2 separate regions of the Homo sapiens genome follow, and region 1 is linked to region 2. A link is an interaction called in ENCODE POLR2A ChIA-PET data of the cell type or tissue named here. Cell type or tissue: MCF 10A. All regions are shown on one strand. Links, peaks and the distances in the headings refer to the core of each region. The heading gives the core; the rest is flanking DNA. Region 1 has its middle 13 kb from the start of NTPCR. Region 2 overlaps SIPA1L2 (signal induced proliferation associated 1 like 2).

Region 1 (5,382 bases), core at 164-5,163, 410 kb before region 2:
CCCCACAGCAACATTGGCACCCCACACAGCCTCACTTGCCCTCTCGTATATTCCTGGTTAAGGGAATGGTTTCAGCTCCATCTGCCCAACAAGTGGATAAAGGCTTTGTGACTGAAAATTAAGGGAGAACTTTAGGAATCATTTCTTTTTCCTTTTATTGTATATCATCAGTCTTCCCAGAGGGGGCAATGTGCACTGACTCTTCTCCTGGGTTGAATTTCATCATCCCCTCTTAACACCATGTGTGGGCTCAAAACCTGTGGTGTGGATATGTGAAACATTGATTTGCATCTAACTAATAAATAACTTGTGGCATTTTAGGGCAGGTTCACTGCTAGTGAAACAGGGATTCTAGATTTTTCATTTCTATCACCCCAGTGTGGACAGATAGATAGAAATCAAGTGTCTGTCACTTATTTAATGACCTGTCCCATCGTGAGATCCCAACCTCCTGACCCCTCACCTTATTTCATAAGCAGAGTCCAAGCTGAGGCAAGAGTAGCATAAAGCTTTGCTGGGAAAAGAAGATAACTGGTGCCTCACCCTGTTCACTGCCCCACGAACCCTTACATTTGAAGATCTAAGGATAGTTGGCTGCTGGGTGTCGTGCTTGGAAGCAGTCTAGCAAGGTGCTAAGAATGTCTCCATACAACCTTAGTGCACGAGAATAGAGGTGATGGCATTGTTGTATGGGAGCAATAGGCCAATCTTTGACTTTCCTAGAGCTCCTGCTCCATATGGGGGAGATGCAAACTATTCTCATATGCCCAAGGGGACCACACTCCTCTCTGTCACAGGGCCTTTGCACATGCTGTTTCTGCCACTTTAAAGGCTCTCTCCCATATCATCTTCCCCTAGCTAACATGTATTTATCATTCCTGACCCCCTAGAACACACCAAGTGTTTCATAGTGAACAGGTCTGTGCAAACCTACCCCTAAAGGCCAAGGGAGCTGAGAAGCCAAAGAAAGAGGCTGACAAATCCAGTTTCCCATCAAGAAGCATTTACTAGGGACTTAGGAACAGAAACCTTGTCTTAGGTGGCTGCAAGATGTGATGGTGGATCCCTGCATGTTACTGCCAGACCCAGGGCTTGTATAGCATAAGGAATTTGCCTAAGGACAGGATTTATGGTAAATATGTGTTTACAGTAACATCAAGGTTGTTTTGACCTAAGAGCAGCATTCACAGTAAGTAGGTGGAAGTAGAAACCTTTTTTTTTTTTTTTTTTTGAGACGGAGTTTCGCTCTGTCGCCCAGGCTGGAGTGCAGTGGCGTGATCTCGGCTCACTGCAAGCTCTGCCTCCCGGGTTCACACCATTCTCCTGCCTCAGCCTCCCGAGTAGCTGGGACTACAGGCACCCGCCACCACGCCCGGCTAATTTTTTGTATTTTTAGTAGAGACGGGGTTTCACCGTGTTAGCCGGGATGGTCTCGATCTCCTGACCTTGTGATCCGCCCGCTTCCGCCTCCCAAAGTGCTGGGATTACAGGCTTGAGCCACCGCGCCCGGCAGGAAGTAGAAATCTTAGAGGTATTCCTGGAATGAGTGTTAATCAGAAGTCAACATGGCGGATGGATGAACATCCAAGATGGAGCTGCTTTTGCCTCCACACCAAGCGTCCTGTAGCCTCCTGAACTTCTAGTTCATTTCACTTATGATTGTAATTGAATGATGAGTTGTTTAAATTTATTTAATGACTTCCACTTCTGCTAAAATGAAAAAACCTTCATGAGAGAGGAACTAAATGAGGTTTATTCACTACTCAATTCCCAGTATCTAGATGTTCAATTAATGCTTGCTAATTAAATGAATTTCTAAACTCCGTAGTTCATTTTTCAGTGGAACATTTTTGAACTCCTCCTTTGTGTTAAAGGTCTTTGGGGGAAAAAATTACAAACGTATAGTAGCAGTCTACTGCACACACTAGCACTCTGAACAGATAGAATTGCAGTGTCAACAATCATACCGATCACCTCTAGTAAGTACAGAGTGCTTATTAGGCATTTTTGGGTAATAAAAGACGTATACAACAGGGTCTTTGCCCTAAAAATACTTATAATCTAATTTTAAAAACACATCAATGCACATAACACAATTAGTTAATGATACAAGTAAAATCTGTATAAAAATCAACACTATGGATACCTCACACCCACTAGGGTGGCTACTATCAAAACAAACAAACAAAACCCAGAAAATAACAAGTGTTGATGAGGATACGGAGCAATTAGGACCCTTGTGCACTGAGTTAGATCTGCTTAAGGTTCATACATTGCAAGTTGGTGATGCATTTTGTATCCCGTTAATATAAAAGACCTCCTTCATCTGATCTTTTTTCCTTAGTTTCTTTGTTAAAGAAACCAGTGGTTTGTCCTGTACGGTTTTCACAGCAGATACGAACACACAGTTTTTGGTGTTTATATCACCACGGCATTGTTTAGCTTCTCCCTCTGTTCCTGTATTCCTTCTAAATTGACCCAGTGACCTGCTGGTGAGCCTAAGTGCTTGTTGCCTCTCCCTGATGTGTCGAGATACAAGTGAGGCTTGTAGAGTTTCATCATCCTCAAGTAGCAGCTTCTCCTTCTCTTATCATCATTATCAAAAAACTGAAAGTTTATCAGGCTCACTTCCTACATGCCACACACTGTGCTGAGCATGTACACATATTGTCTCATTCAACATTTCACAATAGTCTTATGAAATATCATAGTACAAATTTAACATTCATTTTAGCCGCCAAGCATCTAAACTCTTTCCTATGTTTGGGGAATTGCCCACCTTATGAATAGGAGACAGAGTTTGCCTCTTTCTGTGCCAGATAGCACATGTCCAGCCAGAGCAGAGAGACAAAGGGAGCCAAGTTCCTTGTAATTGTTTGAGCCACCGAATTACTCTCACCCAAAGCCAGCCCTGCCTCGGGGCATATGAAATTATAAAGTCTCAGTATCGTTAGAGTCCTTGGCAATCAGAAAAAAAGTCTAACTGATAGGATGGAAAGATGCTTATGAAATAATGTGGAGTACACGAAACAGCATAGGATATTACATGTGCAATGTAATTACAAGTGTATAAAAATAAAATTTAAAACAGCTGCATAAAATAATCAGAAAAAAGTCATCAGAAAGAGTAATGGTCATGTGGGTGAATTGTGGGAAAATGAGTTAAATTTCATCACAATACTTTTCTGTATGTAGTGTCTTCCAAATTATAAATAACATTTTTGAAAATATGCACATATACACCCCCACTTCTACGCACACACACACAAACACATTATGTTGTGGGATTCAGGCATGGCCAGGAATAAGGACACTCATGCCCTACACATGCATTGTATCGGGTGAAGGAAGGACATCTTCTGGCCTGTTCTAATGCATAACTTGATTTGATTTCATTTCCCTATGTGACTACCGAGTGCTTTGCTGAAATTCAAATGTATCGAGGCATCTTTAGATCCATTACCACTGCGGATCAGTAATTGCCCTGAAAATGGCTGTCACTAAAGAAAAGGCATAGCCATAACCCTTTATGTGGGCTCTGTGCACTGAATTGGGAAAGCAGCTGAAAGTCTGCGTGTGGCACAGGAGATGCTGGGTGAGCTGAGAGGAGACCTTCTCTCATGCACAGATGTGCATGCACGGACTGCACCACATCTGCAGCTCTGCTTAAGATGAGTCGAGGGGAGGAAAAGCTTCACTGCAAATACAGTTGACTGAAGTTCTGAAGAAAGCAAGGGAGCAAATCATGCAGTAAGCTGAGGGAACAGTATTCCCAACAGAAGGAATAGCAAATGCAAGGTCTTTGAGGTATATTTAAGGAATGGGAAGGAAGCTAGTATAGCTGGATCAGAGTGAGCTAAAGGAAGGGTAGTAGAAGAGGATTATAAAATATTGTGTAATTTTTTTAAAATTACCTTTAACAGTTTAAAATTTATTTTATTTTATTTATTTATTTATTTATTTTTAGATGGAGTCTTGCTCTGTTGCCCAGGCTGTAGTGCCATGGCGCCATCTCAGCTTACTGCAACCTCTGCCTCCCGTGTTCAAGCAATTCTCCTGCCTCAGCCTCCTGAATAGCTGGGATAATAGGTGCCCACCTCCATGCCTGGATGATTTTTGTATTTTTAATAGAGATGGGGTTTCACCATGTTGGCCAGGCTCCTCTTGAACTCCTGACCTCAAGTGATCCACCCACCTCACCTCCCAAAGTGCTGGTATTACAGGCGTGAGCCACCACCCTCGGCCCCAAATTAAAATTTAAAACAGAAATGGGATCCCATATAACTATGCTTTTCACAAAATGATTGCAACAATTATTCAAAATTTAATTTATAGCTTACTGAGTGCATTAGTCAGGGTTCTCCTGAGAAGCAGAACTGATAGGATGGGGAGAGAGAGAGAGAGAGATTTGCTTTAAGAAATTGGCCCACACAAAATCTGCAGAGTAGGCCGTTAGGCTAGATAATTTCTTCTTGAACGAGGAGGTAAGTCTTCATTCTATTCAGGCTTTCAACTGATTGAATGAAGCCTACCCGCATTATGAAGGGCAATCTGTTTTACTCAAAGTCCACCAATTTAAATGTGAATCTCATCCAAAAACACCCACACCGAAACTTTCAGGAAAACGTTTGGCTAAATATCTGAGCACCTTGGCCCAGCCAAGTTGACACATACAATTAACCATCACCATGAGTGATGTGATCTGGTAATGATTTCAAGTAGCTTGTTCTGAGTTAAAGTTGTATGATATCTGTCTTCATCTTCAGTTCCTGTCATTGTGTGATTGCTGTGATTGTGTGTTGGGAGAGCATTTGAGGTCAGAGCCAGATGGCCTTCCTACTCTCTCGTGTAAATGGCCCTTCACTCATTCACACATCCATGGACAGACACTCTCACTCACTCTCGCTGAGGGGCCTGCCCAGGCGAAGGAGCTTAGCCAATGCTCTGCCTCCGTGGCGTTGAAAAACCTCTCACTGCCACACGGGTTACTTCTCTGGCTCCTTCAAGTCCATTTCCTCTCTTAAGAAATTCTCTCTATTTAAAGATGACTCCACTAATAGTCTTGCCTTCTGTGCCAGATATACTTTGATCAGAGAAACTGAGTTTCTGGGTGAGGGAGTCAGGCATTTATCATAAGGTTCATCCTTACACAGTTGTGGGAGCTGGTGGGGCCAGCTTGCCTCTTGTGTCCAGTGTGGAGCCTGCTGTCCCTAAAGGTCCATCAAGCTGCAGTTGGGAAGGGAAACTGTTAGAGACAATGAGGACAAGGACAGACTGGAGCCTGTTTCACACCATTTCCTGCCTCGGTGATGTGGGTGGCCTTTGGGAGATTCTGGCACCTTTGCCTCAAAGCTACACACATGGGCCCAGGGCCTGGAGGAG
Region 2 (5,382 bases), core at 255-5,254:
CCTCTGACCCATGCCCTCTGTCAGTTCTAGAATCTCATTTTCAAAATCTGACGGGATTTAAAGATCTGTACAGCTAATGTCATTATGGAGCATTGTACCACAGAAGGCAGGTTTTGTCTTGACCCCAGCCTCATCTTGTTCTGTATTTCAGGGACCTTAGTTCCACAGTTCTCTTTAGCGTTTCTCCTGCAGTAGAGGTAGGCATCTCATTGCTCTGCTGTACCTCAGTGTTTTTAACAAGGACATGAAATCTGGGTTTTGTTTTGCTTTTGCTTATATTACTCTGGGCATTTGCCGTGATTGGGTCATATAGCAGCTAAGCCTCAGGATCTTTGTTTTTTAAAATACAAATTCTGACTCTCTAGACATTTCAGTTTGTTTTAAGAAGTGTTATGGGATGTGCTTTACTGCCTTCAGGAAACACAAACAATTCTGGAAGCTAAATTTATTTTTTTATCCCCATTGAAAAACTGCACAAAAATGCAAGGTAAGTCAGCATTTATTATGTGCCCAAATGATTTGAACATATAGCTGAGTTTACAGTAAGAAGTGATCAGTGTGAGCTGGAAGATTTCAAGGTTTCATGTGGACTGATGATGACAACAGCAAAAATACTGTTAGTATTTATCAAGTTCTTGCTGTGTCTCAGGCCTTGTGCTCATAAGCATTTTGCACATGTGATCTATTTAACCGTAACTGCTACTCCCTTCTACAATCTTCTCTATCTTAATAAAGGTCAACTTCATCCTCTCAGTTACTTACGCCAAAAATCCTGGAGTCATTCTTGACTTTTCTTGTTCTCCTGCTCAGCCCATTCATTAGCCAGAGCTGCCAGTTCAATCCTCCCACCAGGAAGCAGTCTGCTTCTCACCATCTGTACTGCTGCCACTTGGTTCAAGACCCCATCACCCTCTCTTGCCTGGATTATTGCAGTGGCCTTACCTCCATCCTTCCCATCTTAGTTCCCTGGAGCCTTTCCTCATCACCGCAAACAGAATGGCTAAGTCAGATCTCACTCCTCTGCTTAGAACTGTCCAGAATGAAAGTCAAATCCTTCCTGTGGCCCATCAGTCCCTCCCGGATCTGAGCCCGCTACCTTTCTAACCTGTGTGCTTGCTGTCTTTGCATGTGCCAGGCTTGCTTTCAATTCCAGTCCCTGATTGGAGCTCCTTCCCCTCCTCCCTCTCCCTTCCTTTCTATCTGTGTGGCTGATTTCCTCATCCTTTTCTTCAGGTATTTCCTTAGCCACCGTACCCTTCCGTTAACGCCCATACCGGCACCTACATGTCCCCAACCTTTCTGATCCTGTCCCATGATAGCAGTCGCTTTGAACAAGTTATGTAGACCCTACCCAAATTCAGTTGCATTCTACCTATCCACATTACCAACCACAACTACTAAGAAGAACCAAAAGATGTTCCTCTGTATTACATGACTTCTTCTGCCAGAATACTTGTCCTGTGAGAGCAGGACCTTTTCCAGGGCCTTTCATTACTGCATCTTTGATCCTAGACTAGTACCTGGAAGGTAGTAGTCACGTATACGTATTTGTTGAAAAAATAAAACCTCCTTTACATATGATGAAACAGATTCTGAGGGTTTAAGAAATGTGCCTAGAGGAGCAGAGTGAGTACATGGCTAAGCCAGCATTTGAACTTAGGTCTTGCGTCAATGTCTGCATATTTAATATCACAAGAAAGGGGATGGAAAAGACATTGCAGGGAGGGAACTCCAATAAGGAAGCTAGGGAGGTTGGGGTGGCTCAGGTGTATTTGAGAAGATTTTAAGGTGGTCTTAAGTGGTTTTGGTTGGTAAGGCGGATAGGTAAAATGCAGCTAAATTTGGGTAGGGCCTTAAATGCTGCATTTAGAGGCTTGAGAAGTTTTACTCTAAATTGGGGATAATAATAATTCTTATCATATAAGTTTATCAAAATTCAAATACTTAAAAGGCATTTAGAAAGTGCTTGGCACCTACAGAATGCTCAGTAAATGTTGCAATTTAGAGTATATTTTGACAGCAGAGCAAACCCAGGCTACTGTTACCACAGTAGAAATTTATAGTGTTTTGGACTCATATAAATGATTTCTAGAGCGTTCCCAATTTCACATTTTCATTTCTTCAAAACTAAAGAACCTTGTGAGTAAATAAATTGTACTACATTCAGCTGCTTAAATGGAAGATGGTTCAGTACTTGTGAGAGGGGAAAACGGAGATTTTAGAGTCATGTATTTAACTTTTTAGTTTTCCTCTATTAGAATTATGTTGAAGCCAATAGCTTCCAATCCTATTTGTGCATGACAACTCCCTTCTAAAATTCTAGATTCCAGGGCTGCTCCAGGTCCTCTGAACCAGAATCTCTGGGGCTAGAGTCCAGGAAGCAGGGTATAAACATCTGTTAGGTAATTTTAAAAATGTGTAGTCAGATTTGGGAACCGCTGGGCAAAACAACCCCAAACTTGTTAACCTTTTTTTTTTAGCGAAAAGGAGTATTTACCTTTTTGCTCAGAAATCTGTTGTGAAGACTTAAGAACCCTTTCTAGTTGTACTACGCTTTTATGGAGGGCCTCAGGCATGTGCTTAAAGGAGAAACTCCATGGCTAAAATGTGACAGGGGTTGTAAATGCAAGTAGAATAAATGGTGGCCCAGCACGGTGGCTCACGCCTGTAATCCCAGCACTTTGGGAGGCCGAGGCGGGTGGATCACGAGGTCAGGAGATTGAGACCATCCTGGCCAATTTGGTGAAACCCTGTCTTTACTAAAAATACAAAAAAATTAGCCGGGCGTGGTGGTGTGCGCCTGTGGTCCCAGCTGCTTGGGAGGCTGGGCGGGGGAATCGCTTGAACCTGGGAGGTGGAGGTTGCAGTGAGCCAAGACCGTGCCACTGCATTCCAGCCTGGCGACAGAGCAAGACTCCATCTAAAAAAAAAAAAGAATAAATGGTGAGGCTTCCTGCCCCTAGAGATGATGAGGATTCTGGTTATACAAGAAAGACTGCAGGAGAAACAGGTTGGTTCACCTTCAATGACAAGGGTCAGAGAAGTTATGCTTTAATCACCAGTGACTGCTCATACTGAAGTCTGGGAACCAGCACTTCTCTCCCAAACTGTGGGGTTGATGGTGAAATGAGGCTTCAGGTTGCTGATGACACATCATTCTGCAATAGGTGGGGCCGTGCTCAAGAGCATAATACAGATCTCTTACGGCTTTCTCTTGCCTTCTGTTGGCCAAAGTTGGCAATACCTTTTTTTCCTCCATAAGAATAAAAGCAAAACTTAAAACTATTTACTCCTAGCTGAGGAAAGAGAGAAAGAAATTGTGATGTCTGATTTGCCACCCTATCGTGATATCCTTGCTGCTTTCCAGTTTTGCAAATGTATGGGCTTTTAATCTTAGCAGCTAGAATATGGATGAGAAGGTGCACAACTCTGGACATTATCTTAGCTAGCATGAGCCAAGAACAACAGCAGGAAATCTTAGCAGGGCATTCTTTTAGCCAAGCTGTATTCTGGCACCCTTGAGCCCATGCTCCTCAAGGGTGTTTTACCTGGAAGCTTTTACTGGCCTCCGCCAAGCCAGGAGCCATGTCACCCATTCTTCTGTGCCCAGCTTCATACTTAGTAGGTCGATAGGTACGTAAGTGGCATGTCATTGTCAATGGATGAATATAATGTATACCGTTACATAGTAAAGGAACACAACGTATTTTGAAGGTCAAGTTTTAGAGGAAAGTTAGAGGGGAAAAGAGTCATAGATTATGGCTTTGAGTGTGTTAGATTTGCCACTTCCAGTGGAAGAAGAAAAACATTCCAAGCAAGAGAACTGCATAAGCAAAAACATAGAGGTGGAGGGCATACAGGGTGATCATGTAGATATTTTCAGCCCAACTGAGACACCTGTGTATCATAACTGATCATTCTCATTAATACAACATTCAAATAAAAAGTATAAAGAACAATGACCTAACTGTTAGCATTTTGGGACCCCAGTGGGACATCCATTTTGCTCTTGACTAGTGTTGTAACCTTAGGCAAATCACTTAACTTCTGGGTTTATAAAGTGGGGGTGTGAGAACAGATTATCTCCCTTAAGATCTCATGTTCTGATTGTGAGTCTAAGTGGGTGGTTAACACCCAAAACACCACACAGTGCTCTCTGTACAAGGGAAGAAAAAATGTTTCTTTGAGGCAGAAACCAAAAGTGTCAGTAAAATGCGATTGGGAGTGGTGTTGTGAAGTTTTGATGTTATTTGAGGGTGGTATGCCTGGGATCATGTCCAGTCTGCTCTGCCAGTCAAACATTTGAGGTTTCCTTGGGTTATATGGGTAACTAGCAGGAGCCAAATGGGAAGAAAGTGCCACACTTGATTGTAAGCCAGGTCTGTGCATGGGTCTCACCAGTGATGTGAGGCTGGAGGAGCTGCTGCCTTTTCCTAGGCCTGTCCAATTCTACTCTTAGTCTGGCTCTAAGAAGGATGAAGAGGAGAGTTGCCCGTTACAGGAAGGAGGAGCAGGAGAGATGCTTGAAGTTAATGAATTTGTCTATAAGTTAATAAATTTGGGTTAGGTTGGGTTCTTTTGAACAGATGAAGCCAGTAATGTTTGTGTTTTGTTTTTATTTCTAATTTTTAAAAAGCTGTGTGTAAATTTGAGAACCTGCGACAGTAGAAAAAAATGAAGCAACTTGGATTCTAGTTCTGATTCTCTGGAAACACAGTCATTTGACTGCAGGCAAATGCTTACTTTCCTGCCCTAAGACTTTTTCCTTGTCTGTTTAATGGAGAGAAGTGTCTCTTTCTTGTCTCTTCGGAGATTTTTTATGGATCGAATGAACCTACAAGGGTTTGGGGAATAGTAAATCCTTCAATAAATGTAATTATGTTAATACTAACATTTTATAATTAAATATTCAGACAAGTTCTTTGGGTCTACCTGTGGTTTTTAGAAAGTTGATTATATATATATATATATATATATAAAACTTGCTTACTTGCTAACAAGAGATCAGTTTTCACTGTTGGGTGTTCTGTTTGTCTCAGAGTTGTGATAACCACAGTTTCTGCATCCAACTCTTATTCATTAACTTGGAAATGCAAAGAAAGCAGTAATTTCCCATGATCATATTTTTAATAAGAAAATGGGATTTTTAATTAAAAAATTATCTGGGCATGGTGGTACATACTTGTAATACCAGCTGCTTGGGAGAGTGAAGTGGGAGGATCGCTTGAGTCCAGGAGTTTGAGCTGCAGTAAGCTATTGATTGCACCTCTGCACCCCCACCTGGGCAACAGAGTGAGACCCTGTCTCAAAAAAAAAAAAAAAAAAAAAAAAGAAGAAGAAGAAGAATTAAATGGGGTTTTTGGTGTTCTTGTTATTTTAGAA

Evidence for each region. ChIA-PET counts read pairs that join two places held together with the same protein. Peaks named below come from ENCODE experiments on the same cell type or tissue, not always from the same donor. Only the 100,000 strongest peaks of a DNase experiment are listed, where the experiment ranks them.
Region 1: POLR2A ChIA-PET joins it to region 2 with 5 read pairs; 1 of 35 experiments calls an interaction of 5 or more read pairs at or near these places.

The regions. Positions count from the first base shown.
Region 1 is chr1:232,935,351-232,940,732 of GRCh38, reverse strand. No RefSeq gene overlaps it. Among named protein-coding and RNA genes, the nearest start is that of NTPCR, 13 kb to the left of the region's middle. In MCF 10A, for the core only: no CTCF peak of the experiment used is centred there; a DNase peak (open chromatin) is centred at 2,802.
Region 2 is chr1:232,527,675-232,533,056 of GRCh38, reverse strand. The region is part of intron 2 of SIPA1L2 (signal induced proliferation associated 1 like 2); the gene reads left to right. Among named protein-coding and RNA genes, the nearest start is that of SIPA1L2, 100 kb to the left of the region's middle. In MCF 10A, for the core only: a CTCF peak has its summit at 3,237; a DNase peak (open chromatin) is centred at 3,126.